Regions from separate parts of the Mus musculus genome. Here region 1 is linked to region 2. The links are chromatin loops, found by intact Hi-C in ENCODE. Cell type or tissue: heart. All regions are shown on one strand.

The links. A loop is a pair of places that touch in the nucleus more often than their neighbours do. Peaks named below come from ENCODE experiments on the same cell type or tissue, not always from the same donor. Only the 100,000 strongest peaks of a DNase experiment are listed, where the experiment ranks them.
Region 1: a loop joins it to region 2, with 6 times the contacts of the local background. A loop is called at or near these places in 38 of 42 quality-filtered maps.

Annotation. Positions count from the first base shown.
Region 1 is chr10:80,444,084-80,449,083 of GRCm38, forward strand. No RefSeq gene overlaps it. Among named protein-coding and RNA genes, the nearest start is that of Tcf3, 13 kb to the left of the region's middle. In heart, no CTCF peak of the experiment used is centred here; a DNase peak (open chromatin) is centred at 2,338; H3K4me3 peaks cover 362 bases; H3K27ac peaks cover 713 bases; H3K27me3 peaks cover 3,360 bases.
Region 2 is chr10:80,507,491-80,512,490 of GRCm38, forward strand. All of the region lies in intron 1 of Onecut3 (one cut domain, family member 3), which reads left to right. Among named protein-coding and RNA genes, the nearest start is that of Onecut3, 15 kb to the left of the region's middle. In heart, CTCF peaks have their summits at 2,073 (motif pointing left) and 2,285; a DNase peak (open chromatin) is centred at 2,171; H3K4me3 peaks cover 742 bases; H3K27ac peaks cover 1,052 bases; H3K27me3 peaks cover 3,143 bases.

The sequences.
Region 1 (5,000 bases), 63 kb before region 2:
CTAGATATTTTTTAAAAGTTTACTACAGTTAATCCATGTGTGTATGTGTGAGCTCACATGTGCCATGGACACACAAGAATTAGATTTTTCCTCATACCAGGTATTTCTAGGAATCAAACTCAGGTCATCAGACTTGGAAGCAAGCCCCTTTCCCCGCTGAGCCCTCTCAGTGGTCCTCATTAGCTGATTTTACTCCACACCTCGTGAGGTGACCTGCAGACCCTTGGTGGCCCCTGTGCTCAGTTGGGGGAGAGGAGGAAGATGGATGTTTCCATTTCACTGATGAGGAGACAGAAGCTTCCCGGAGGAGTCTGAAGGCCCACACAACCCCTGCTTCTGGGCAGTGGACTTTGGGGTCCTGGGCAGGGAGGGCAGCAGCTGCAGGGGCTCAGAGTGGTGTGTGGTGCATGGCCTGCAGCAGCTGGGCCACCCACCCTCACCAGAAGGGGGAGGGGAACCGAGGCAGCAGCTGGTGGCTGGCACCAGGCCAGGTGGAGAGGGAATGGCCTCTGTAGAGCTCCCTACCACCCTGTAGGTTCAGGCTGGCCTTGAACTAGCTGTGTAGCCAAGGATAACCTTGAACTCATGATCTTCCTGCCTTTGTTTCTAGAGAACTGGGATGACGGGTGTTTAGCCCCCTCTGTGTGTCTGTGTGTCTGTCTTTATCCCACATCTCCCTTTGCTATCCTGTCTGTCTGTGTCTCTCTGTCTAGTCTGCTCTGGCCTCTGTGGCTTTATCCTGTCCATGCTCTGCTCTGTGTGGTTGACTGAGCCGGGCTGGCCTGAGGTGAAGGTCCCTCTCCTGGATGCAGACTGGCAACCTTGTGCAGCCTGCTCCAGGGAAGGCAGGAAGTTTTCTGGGCCCAGGGACAGGGTTGTTCCTATCTCATGGTTCCTGGCTGTTGGGGAGAATCGATCACACAGGGTCCCCTTTTTAGACATTACAAGCTGTGGTGAGGTTGGATCCTGTGGCCAGGTGAGGCCAGGCCAGAGCTGGACAGACACAGTGTCTCAGCTACCACTGGCCAAGCTGCCTGGGCTCCCACAGCAGGGGGTGAAGGGAGGGGGAGGGGCTGTCCCTCTAAAGCCCTCTAGGTGATCTACACCCCTCCATACAGAGACACCCTAACCTCATACAGACCCTCACTGTGGAAAAGTGGGGGTGGGGCCTCATTTGCATGTTTGCCTATCAGTCAGGGCAGCCGCAACTTTTGCTACTCATCACTGGGAACTGAGGGGGTGGGGCTGGCCATCCTCACTTGGCCTGGGGTGTAGCCTCAGATTCTGGGGTCTCTGGCCCTGAGAATTGTCCTGTTGGGAACCTTGGGAATAACTCCCCTCTGAGGCTCACAGGGGCCACTCTTCCCACCTTGACTTTGGGACATCCAATCAGCTCCCAGCATGGAAACCAACTTCTGAAGTTTTCTTCTTTCTTTCTCTTTCCTTCCTTCCTTCCTTCCTTCCTTCCTTCCTTCCTTCCTTCTCCTCCTCCTCCTCCTCCTCCTCCTCCTCCTCCTCCTCCTTTTGAAAGTTGAGAACCAGAGATCAGAATCCCAGAATCCATCTGAAACACCTTAAGGTCCTAGGTCCCCAAAATCCCACAAATGTCTCCACATCTTGAATTCAGGACAGAAGTCTCGGGCCCCTCAGCAGCCCAGCCTTGAGACCTGGAAGTTCAGCCTAGCCTTGGAGCACAGGGCCTTTGTATATGCCCCCAGACCTCAGCTATCTTTGGAAAGGTCCCTTTGGTGACCTTAGACCATTTAAAAACAGGCACAGAACTGTAAGGCCACATGCTTATGGTCACACAGACTCTAATCCAGACTGCTGGACTCCCAGGAGACTGGGAAGAAATGGAATGGGGTTCCTGGTCTTCCTGTGTGCACTTGTGCAGGAGACACCACCTAGTGGTATCTCTGTCTGTGGCTGTGTGTCACATACAGAGGGTTTATTTCAGATTACAATGTACAGTCTACCATGAGGTAAGTGAGGGCAGTAACTCAAAGTCGGAGCTGATGCAGAGCGGTGGAGGAGCCCTGCTCCCTGGCTTGCTCCCTGCGACTTGATCAGCCCAGAAGCGAGGGATGGGGGTGTCCTTTCTGTCTGCCCTGCCTTTGACCCCTTGCAGACCCTAATCTTGTTCCAGTTCTTTCCTGTTCTTAGTCCAATGAAACCATGGCAAACACTGTCCCCTAGAAGGGACGTGAGAGGCAGCACTGGGACCCCCGTCCCAAGTTTTCCAGAATGGGGCGGCAGTTCAGCATCTGTCCACTAGATGGCGGACGACGCTCAGAAACGCTCCAGAGTGCACAGCGCGCTGTTCGGTGTGCGCAAGCGCAGTTCGTAAGTGTACCCAAAGGCACCTGTGCAAAGGCACCTGTAGGCACCGAGCTCAGCTCACGTGTTCATATACTTCGTGCATGTCACAAGCGACGTCCACGCCGATCCACCCCTACCGAGAGAATCTTAACAGGCTTGTTCTTATACAGCATGTTGGTGCGTGAATACTCATGTTGGGCACATTAGTGTCCCAGAGTCTCACTTCCATGCATAAGACCCCCATGTCATCTGTTCTGGGCGATCCTTATGCTGGGAACGATGTTGTGTGAATAGTAGGTTCTCATGGACTGACTGGATGGACTGACCGGCTGCAGCAGGCACATCGACAGCTCCAGGATCCCACCACCCCCACCCCCATATTCCCATGGCTTTTGCCTCAGCTCATAACCTCGAAGAGGAACATAGTTCATGCCTCAGTTTATCTGTGTTGTCCCAATTTCCACCTTTGTGAAGCTTCCTCCATGTGAGGCCTGTCACTGCTGGGAAGCCAGATTCATGCCTGGAGTGTCCCCTTTGTTTTGTTTGTTTGTTTGTTTGTTTGGAGTGGTTGTTTTGTTTTGTTTTTTTCGAGACAGGGCTTCTCTTTATAGCCCTGGCTGTCCTGGAACTCACTCTGTAGACCAGGCTGGCCTCGAACTCAGAAATTCGCCTGCCTCTGCCTCCCAAGTGCTGGGATTAAAGGCGTGTGCCACCACGCCTGGCTGAGTGTCTCCTTTGTATCTAAAGTCAGACACCCAGTAAACTATTCAGATACCTAACTCATTACAGGCTGTATAACGGAGCGTCCCCCTCCCGCCCCCGCGGCGCCTTAGTTCCACATGTTTTTCACCAGGGAACTTCTGCCAACCAGAGATCAGTTTTGGAACCAGAGGAGTGGGCTCTTGGCTATGCAGCAAGCTGAGCTGCTGTTCATCCCGCAGGGTCCTGGGACATTGGCCTTCCATGTAGAATGCCCTGCTTGGTCGACCCTGCAGACAGGAGTTTATCTGTGACTGGCCAGCGGATCTCCAGGTGTGCACCAGTGGCCATTCCTGGAGTCTTCAGGGGTGCACAGGCAGGAAGCTGTCCAGATTCTCTGATGTGGGTCCTGCCTTTTCTGGTCACCCTCTCTTCCTCCCGCTCATGTCTGTCGTCACCCATGGTGACCATAGGCCATCTCCTTGGCAACAGCAGCCACCAGGTCAGCTGTATCATCGACCACAGCTCACCCTTGCAGTCCCTACACTGGACACAGAAGGTGGTCAGGTGGAGGATCAGCTAGGGTGTCAGGGAGGACCTGTAGGATCAGGTCAGGAGCCTTAGGCAGCCCCTGGAGTATGTCGGAGCAGAGTCGGTGGGCGCCTGCATATCAGTGGCTCTCCTTAGGCCTCCGTTTCCCCATACACCCAGCCTCTGTGATCTCTAGACTCTGCTCCAGACCTGGCCACTTGCTATGTGGACAGTGGCTGGCTGGAGGGAGGCTCAGCCTTAATCCCAGTTGCTGGCCACTAAGCCAGGTCAGGGGGGTCAATGGCTTCCAGTGACCCGCAGGCCCATTGTGTATCCCCTGAGCAGTCAGCATGGCTGTCTTCTTGACAGTCCCATCGCTGTGATCTCTTGAGAGCCAACCACAGATGCTTCTAGAAAAATCCACCAAGATTTCACCATTGCTGTTCCTGAGCAGGCTACCATTTGCATTTCTGGAAGGTTCTGTCAGCCTAGCTCAGAGGCAGCTTTCCTTCTTTGCTTCCTGCGTATTCCACACCTGCTGACCCCAGGAGCGCCCACCTCTGCATCTCCAGACAGCTGGTCACTCCAGGGACCAAGACAGAGGTGCAAGTGTGGAGGGCTTTATGGAGGGGACTCTGGCTCCTGCTGGTCCCTGGTATGGGAAGCTGAGAGGGGACTGGGTCAGGAGGCATATAGGGCTGGCCTTTTCCCAATAAATGCATTTGAATAAACCCTGGGATAGGGGTTGGGGATGAGGGTCTGCCCAGGAGGAAGGGTAGGGAGGGCAGAAGGCAGGCAGGCTACACAAGAGGGCACAAGCCAATGTCCACCATCTTTCCTCAGTTTCCCTCCTTGGGCAAGCCCATAGATGGAGTCCTATAGGCACCAACATTTCTGATAGGTCAGGCCTCTGGCTTGGGGCCACACAGCAAGCGGGTGGGGGCCATGGAGGACAGTTTTTGCTGAATAAAGCTGAGGGAATGGGCCCCAATGTCCAGGCAGGCTGCTGGCCCTTTAAGAGCCTCATTTTGGCGCTGCCTGGGGGTTATTGATCGGGAGCCTTGGAAACAAGATTAGATTATTGGGCTGAGAACGGCAGCCTGGGGGCCTGGGAAGGGGGAGGGCTTCTTGTAAATGGCTACAGGGGTACTAGAGGCTCATTCCTGGTGGGGGTGGCTCTCTAGATCCCATGTTCCCTGGGTCCTAGGGAGGGTGTTACAAATTTGCAAACTGAGGCAGAGTGGCTGCATCTGTTAATGCGTGCCTTTGCTGAGTACTTAGTCTGTGTGGTGAGGCCAGGATATTACAGCAATCCTTGCATAATTGTGTGGTCCCAGAGCACTGCAGGGATGGGATGCACTTCAGAACAGTCTCCATCCTCAGTGTGTGCCTGGGATGGAAGAAACTAATCCCATTTCACAGGAAGGGAAACTGAGGCCCTTAAGGGAGGT
Region 2 (5,000 bases):
TGATTTGAGGACACCACGGTTAACAGTGCGGATGGGAGAGAAGAAAGCAAGAGAGCAAGCCAAAATGCAGCAGAAGTGAGGGCGGGGATGGGGTGGGGAGGATGGGTGTGGCGGGCGTTGGGCAGTTGGCTGTCTAGGTGGCAATGGGGGAAGGGAGGGTGGGATTGAGAGAGGACAGTGGAAGGTGAAGGAGGAGACAGGAGGAAGACATGAAGGAGGAGATGGAGGGGAATGAAGGCGCTGGAGGAGGAGGGAGATGGGAGAGGAGATGGAGGAAGAGAAAGAGGAGATGGAAGAGGAGATGGAGGTGAAGACAATAGGGCAGATGTACGGTGCATGGCAGTGCTTGGAAGGAAGGGAGTCTGAAAGAGACAGTGGAGATGATCACTGGAGGTGAGAGAGAAGAACTCAGCCTAGGATGAGGCTATCTCTTAAATGGAGATGGACCCACACCATAGGTCAGCCTGGGCCCTGAAGAAGAGTCTGTGACTGGCCTGGTGCTCCCAGGCTCAGTTTCCTCTGCACTGAAATGGAGAGAGCTTGGCTTGAGTTGACTTAGAGGCTGACAGCTGCTATAAGGGTCCCTGTAGCCTCATCTTCCAGAATCCTTCTCTTGGGCAGCGGGAAATGGGGAGTGGGGGGACCATGGGTTCAGACAGCAGTTCAGCCTGGAGCCAGGGCTGTGTCACTAGACGGAAGACAGGGAGCAGGCAGTGGTTTCATGAACCATCCACCCAAAAGGGACTTTTTGTTTCTTTCCAGACTTATTCTGTGGCTGGCCTCTCCCCTACCCTGGGTTTGGGGTTCCCCTTTAGAGACTCCAAGAAGATCCACCCAGGTCTGGCCTGTCAATGGTTTGTCTCTGGCTGGCCCTCTCTAGACAAATGATTTACTGTCTCTGTGTGAATAAAAGGAATATTTTATCATAAGGACAGAATAACAAATCCATAGAAAGCTCTTGACAAGAAAATCTTGTGTGTTCTGAGAATCTGTATTTCTGTCCCCTTCTAACAGTCTAGTAGTAGACTGCTAGGTGGTACCATAGGTAGATGGGTGGATGGGATGTGTGGATGGATGGGTGGGTGGGTGGATGGATGGGTGGATGGATAGATGAGTGGATGGGTGGGTGGGTGGGTGGGTAGATGGATAGATGAGTGGATGGGTGGGTGGGTGGATGGGTGGGTGGGTGGGTGGGTAGATGGATAGATGAGTGGATGGGTGGGTGGGTGGGTAGATGGATAGATGAGTGGATGGGTGGGTGGATGGATGGGTGGATGGATAGATGAGTGGATGGGTGGGTAGGTAGGTAGGTAGATGGATGGGTGGGTGGATTGTGGGTGGTGGGTGAATGGGTGGATGGGTAGATGGGTGGATAGATAGATAGATGGGTGATTTCTTCTTCTAGTTGGATCCTCATCCCAGGATGAGTATCTGCCACCACACTCCTAAGAACCTCAGGGAAGACCATCTCCCTTTGTTTCTGTTAGTGTCCATCCGCCAGCATGGAGCACCATCTACCTGCCAGCCTTTGCCAAATATAGGTGCATATTTGTAGGGTTTAGGATGGAAGCCAGGGTCTTACCATGCAGGTTGGCTGGGCAACAGTCAATTTTCATTGTCCACTTGAGGCAACCAAGGACTACCAGGGAATGGCGTCTCAGTGAGGGACTGTAGCGTAGGTGGATGTGGGCCTGTCTGTGTGGGATCACCTTTGTGCTCTGTTATTGTTTGAGTCGGGGTCTCTCTATTATGCGGCCCTAGCTATCCTAGAACTCGATCTGTAGACTGGGTTGGTCAACTTAAAGAGATCCACCTGCTTTTGCCTCCCGAATGCTGGGATTAAAGTCATGCACTATCATAACTGGCCAAGGGGTTCTCTGTTGTGTTACCTTGGGTGGGAAGAAGACTGGTACATTGTCCCTGGATTTGGGTCCTGAACTGTGTGAATAGAGAAGGCATGGGAGGGGGCTGTGTAGACAGCTCAGTAGTTAAGGGCAGCCACAGCTCCCAGCAACTGCAGCTCACAGCCACCTGTGACTCCAGCTCCTGTGATCTGCCTCCCCCTTCTGGCCTGAGAAAGTACTGCACGTACACACGCAAGACACTGCCCCACTCTCAACTAAAAACAAAACTAAAATGTAAAAAGAAAGAGTGGGGAAAAGTCAGCTGAGTTCAAGCAAGAGTGCAAGCTGGGTAGTCACAAGCAAGCTTGCGAGCCGAGTTGTCATGAACCCTTTCCCCCTAGCTCTCTTCACCTCGGTATTTTATTCCAGCAACCAAAACGGGTCCCGCTGCCGCCCGTGCCTCAGATCCCAGTCTGTGTGTTCACACGTGCACGGGTGACGTCAGAGGTTCTCAATTCCTCTCACACTATTTGTTTGGAAATTTGTTTAGTTTTACTTTATGCATTTGAATGTTGTGGCTGCATGTCTGTCTGTGCACCACGTGGCAACCTCAGAGGTCAGAGAGGACGTGGGATCCCCTTGAAGCTCGACTTACAGATGACTGTGAGGCCCCTGGTGGGTGCTGGGAACAAACCTGGATCCTCTGTGCTCACAGACAGTGCTGTAACCGCTGAGCTGAGTGTCCCTCTTGCCCTGATCCACCTTTTTCTTTTTTTTCTTTTTTTTTTTCCTTTGAGTAGAGTCTCTCAGGAGACCTGCGTCTCACCGATTAGGGCCAGGCAGGGTTGTCTTGGGATCTGCCTGTCTCCCAGTCCTCAGCGCTAGGATTTCAGAAGCTCACCTCAACAGCAGACTCTCGTGGGTTTGGAGGATTCAAACTCGGGCCCTCCTGCTTATCTGAGGTCTTTACTGACAGCTTTCTCCCAGCCTTTGTGACATCCTTCATCTCTAAACCCCACCCGCCCCCAACCAGCTTGCCCATCTGCTGAGAGATCCACCTTTTGCCATGGGATGCTCGTGGTTTGGCCATGCGTGTCGAATCCATGACGCAGCCACAGAGACTGTAAGGATTCCATTTCCTCTTTTGTGCAACTCTGCAGATCCTTAAGCCACTCGAGCAATTTCACTGCCCAAGCGGGAGGCAAAACCAACTCATTGAGGCTTGTGTAAGGGAGGCATTCATGAGGCAGTGAGCTCTCAGGACTTACCCTGGAGCTTTCCGTTCCAGGCTGGTACCGCAGCAGTTCCAGAGGGAACCCTCTCCTACAGAGCAACTCCCAGGTTCTCTTCTGTTCTGGCATTTTTCACTTATCCTACACTTAATGTAAGCCCTGAAGGGGGATGGGGGAAAGAGAGAGACAGAAAGAGAGACAGAGACAGACAGAGACCGAGAGAGAGATACAGAGAGACAGTGACAGAGAGACAGAAACAGAGAGACTGAGACAGAGAGACAGAGACCAAGAGAGAGAGAGAGACAGAGACACAGAGAGAGACTAAGAGAGAGAGAGACAGAGAGAGAAAGAGAGAGAGAGAGAGGAAGGAAGGAAGGAAGGAAGGAAGGAAGGAAGGAAGGAAGGAAGGAAGAGAGATCTGTGAAATATCATCCACTCTTGCAGTCCTTGGCTCTCTGTGTTTGTTTGTTTGTTTGTTTTCTTTTTCTTTTTTTTTTTTTTTTTTTGGTTTTTCGAGACAGGGTTTCTCTGTATAGCCAACTCTGCCTCCCTAGTGCTGGGATTAAAGGCGTGCGCCACCAGGCCCGGCTGTGTTTGTTTGTTTAAACAGGCTCTCTATGCAGCCCTGGCTGGCCTGAAACTTGCTATGTATACCAGGCTGGGATTGAACTCACAGAGATCCCCTGTCTCTGTGCTAGAATGAAAGGTGTGACCACTACACATCACTCCCACTGTACCTTCATCCCAGTTTTGTGCTTAATATCAAGATAGTTGGCGAAATATTCTGGTGGAATATACATTTTCCTTGTTTCTTCCTTCCTTTCTTTCTTCCTTCCTTTCTTTCTTTCTTTCTTTCTTTCTTTCTTTCTTTCTTTCTTTCTTTTATTTTATTTGTTTGTTTAATGTATGTGAGTACACTGTCATTCTCTTCAGACACACCAGAAGAGGGCATCAGACCCCATTACAGATGGTTGTGAGCCACCATGAGGTTGCTGGGAATTGAACTCAGGACCTTCGGAAGAGCAGTCAGTGCTCTTACCCGCTGAGCCATCTCTCTAGGCCCCTGTTTCTTTTTTAATTAATTAATTTATTTGGTTTTGTTTGTTTGCTTGAGCAGCAGCCCTGGCTGTCCTGGAACTCACACTATAGACCAGGAACTCAGATCCCTCTGCCTCTGCCTCCCAAGGGCTGGGACTAGAGACATGCACCACTCCCACCCGGCTATTTTACTTTTGATTACGTATATGAGTGTGTCTCTGTACATACCAGTTCCCACAAAGGCTAGAAGAGAGCATAGAGTCCTGTGAGCTGCAGTTACAGGTTAGCTGCCCAGTCTTCTGGGACCTAGACGTTGGTTCCTTGCACCGGCAGCAAATGTTCCTAAGTACGGAGCCGCCTCCAGCCCCATCTGCCCTTGGAGTTTTTGTTTTCTGGTTTCTGACCCCCTGAAAGCTTCTCTGGATCTTTCCCATGGCATCTGCCTTTCCTTTTTGGAAGCTTTAGGAAATTTTTATTTATTCTCAGGGTTCTGAAACGTCACAAAGACGTGTCTGCCCATTTCCATTCATCCACATGAAACCCATGTGCTTCAGTCCTGATTCTTCCTTCCTTCCCTATCACTGTGATAAAATACTTCAAGAAAAGCCAACTCAAGGGAACAAGGGTTTGCTTGGCTAATAGTTCCAGGTTCATTGCTTTGGGGAAGAGGAGGTTTTAGCAGCTGGGGAAGATGCTCACACTCTGTCTAAAGTTAGAAGAGACAGTGAAAACATGCATGCTAGGGCACTCACTCCAGGGATACCAGCCTAGAAAACAGTGCCACCCACAGTAGGCAGGATGCCAGCCTAGGGAATGCTGCCACGCACAGTGGGCATGTTTTCCCACTTCAATGAAAATAATCAAGTAATTCCCCGGCAGACAAACA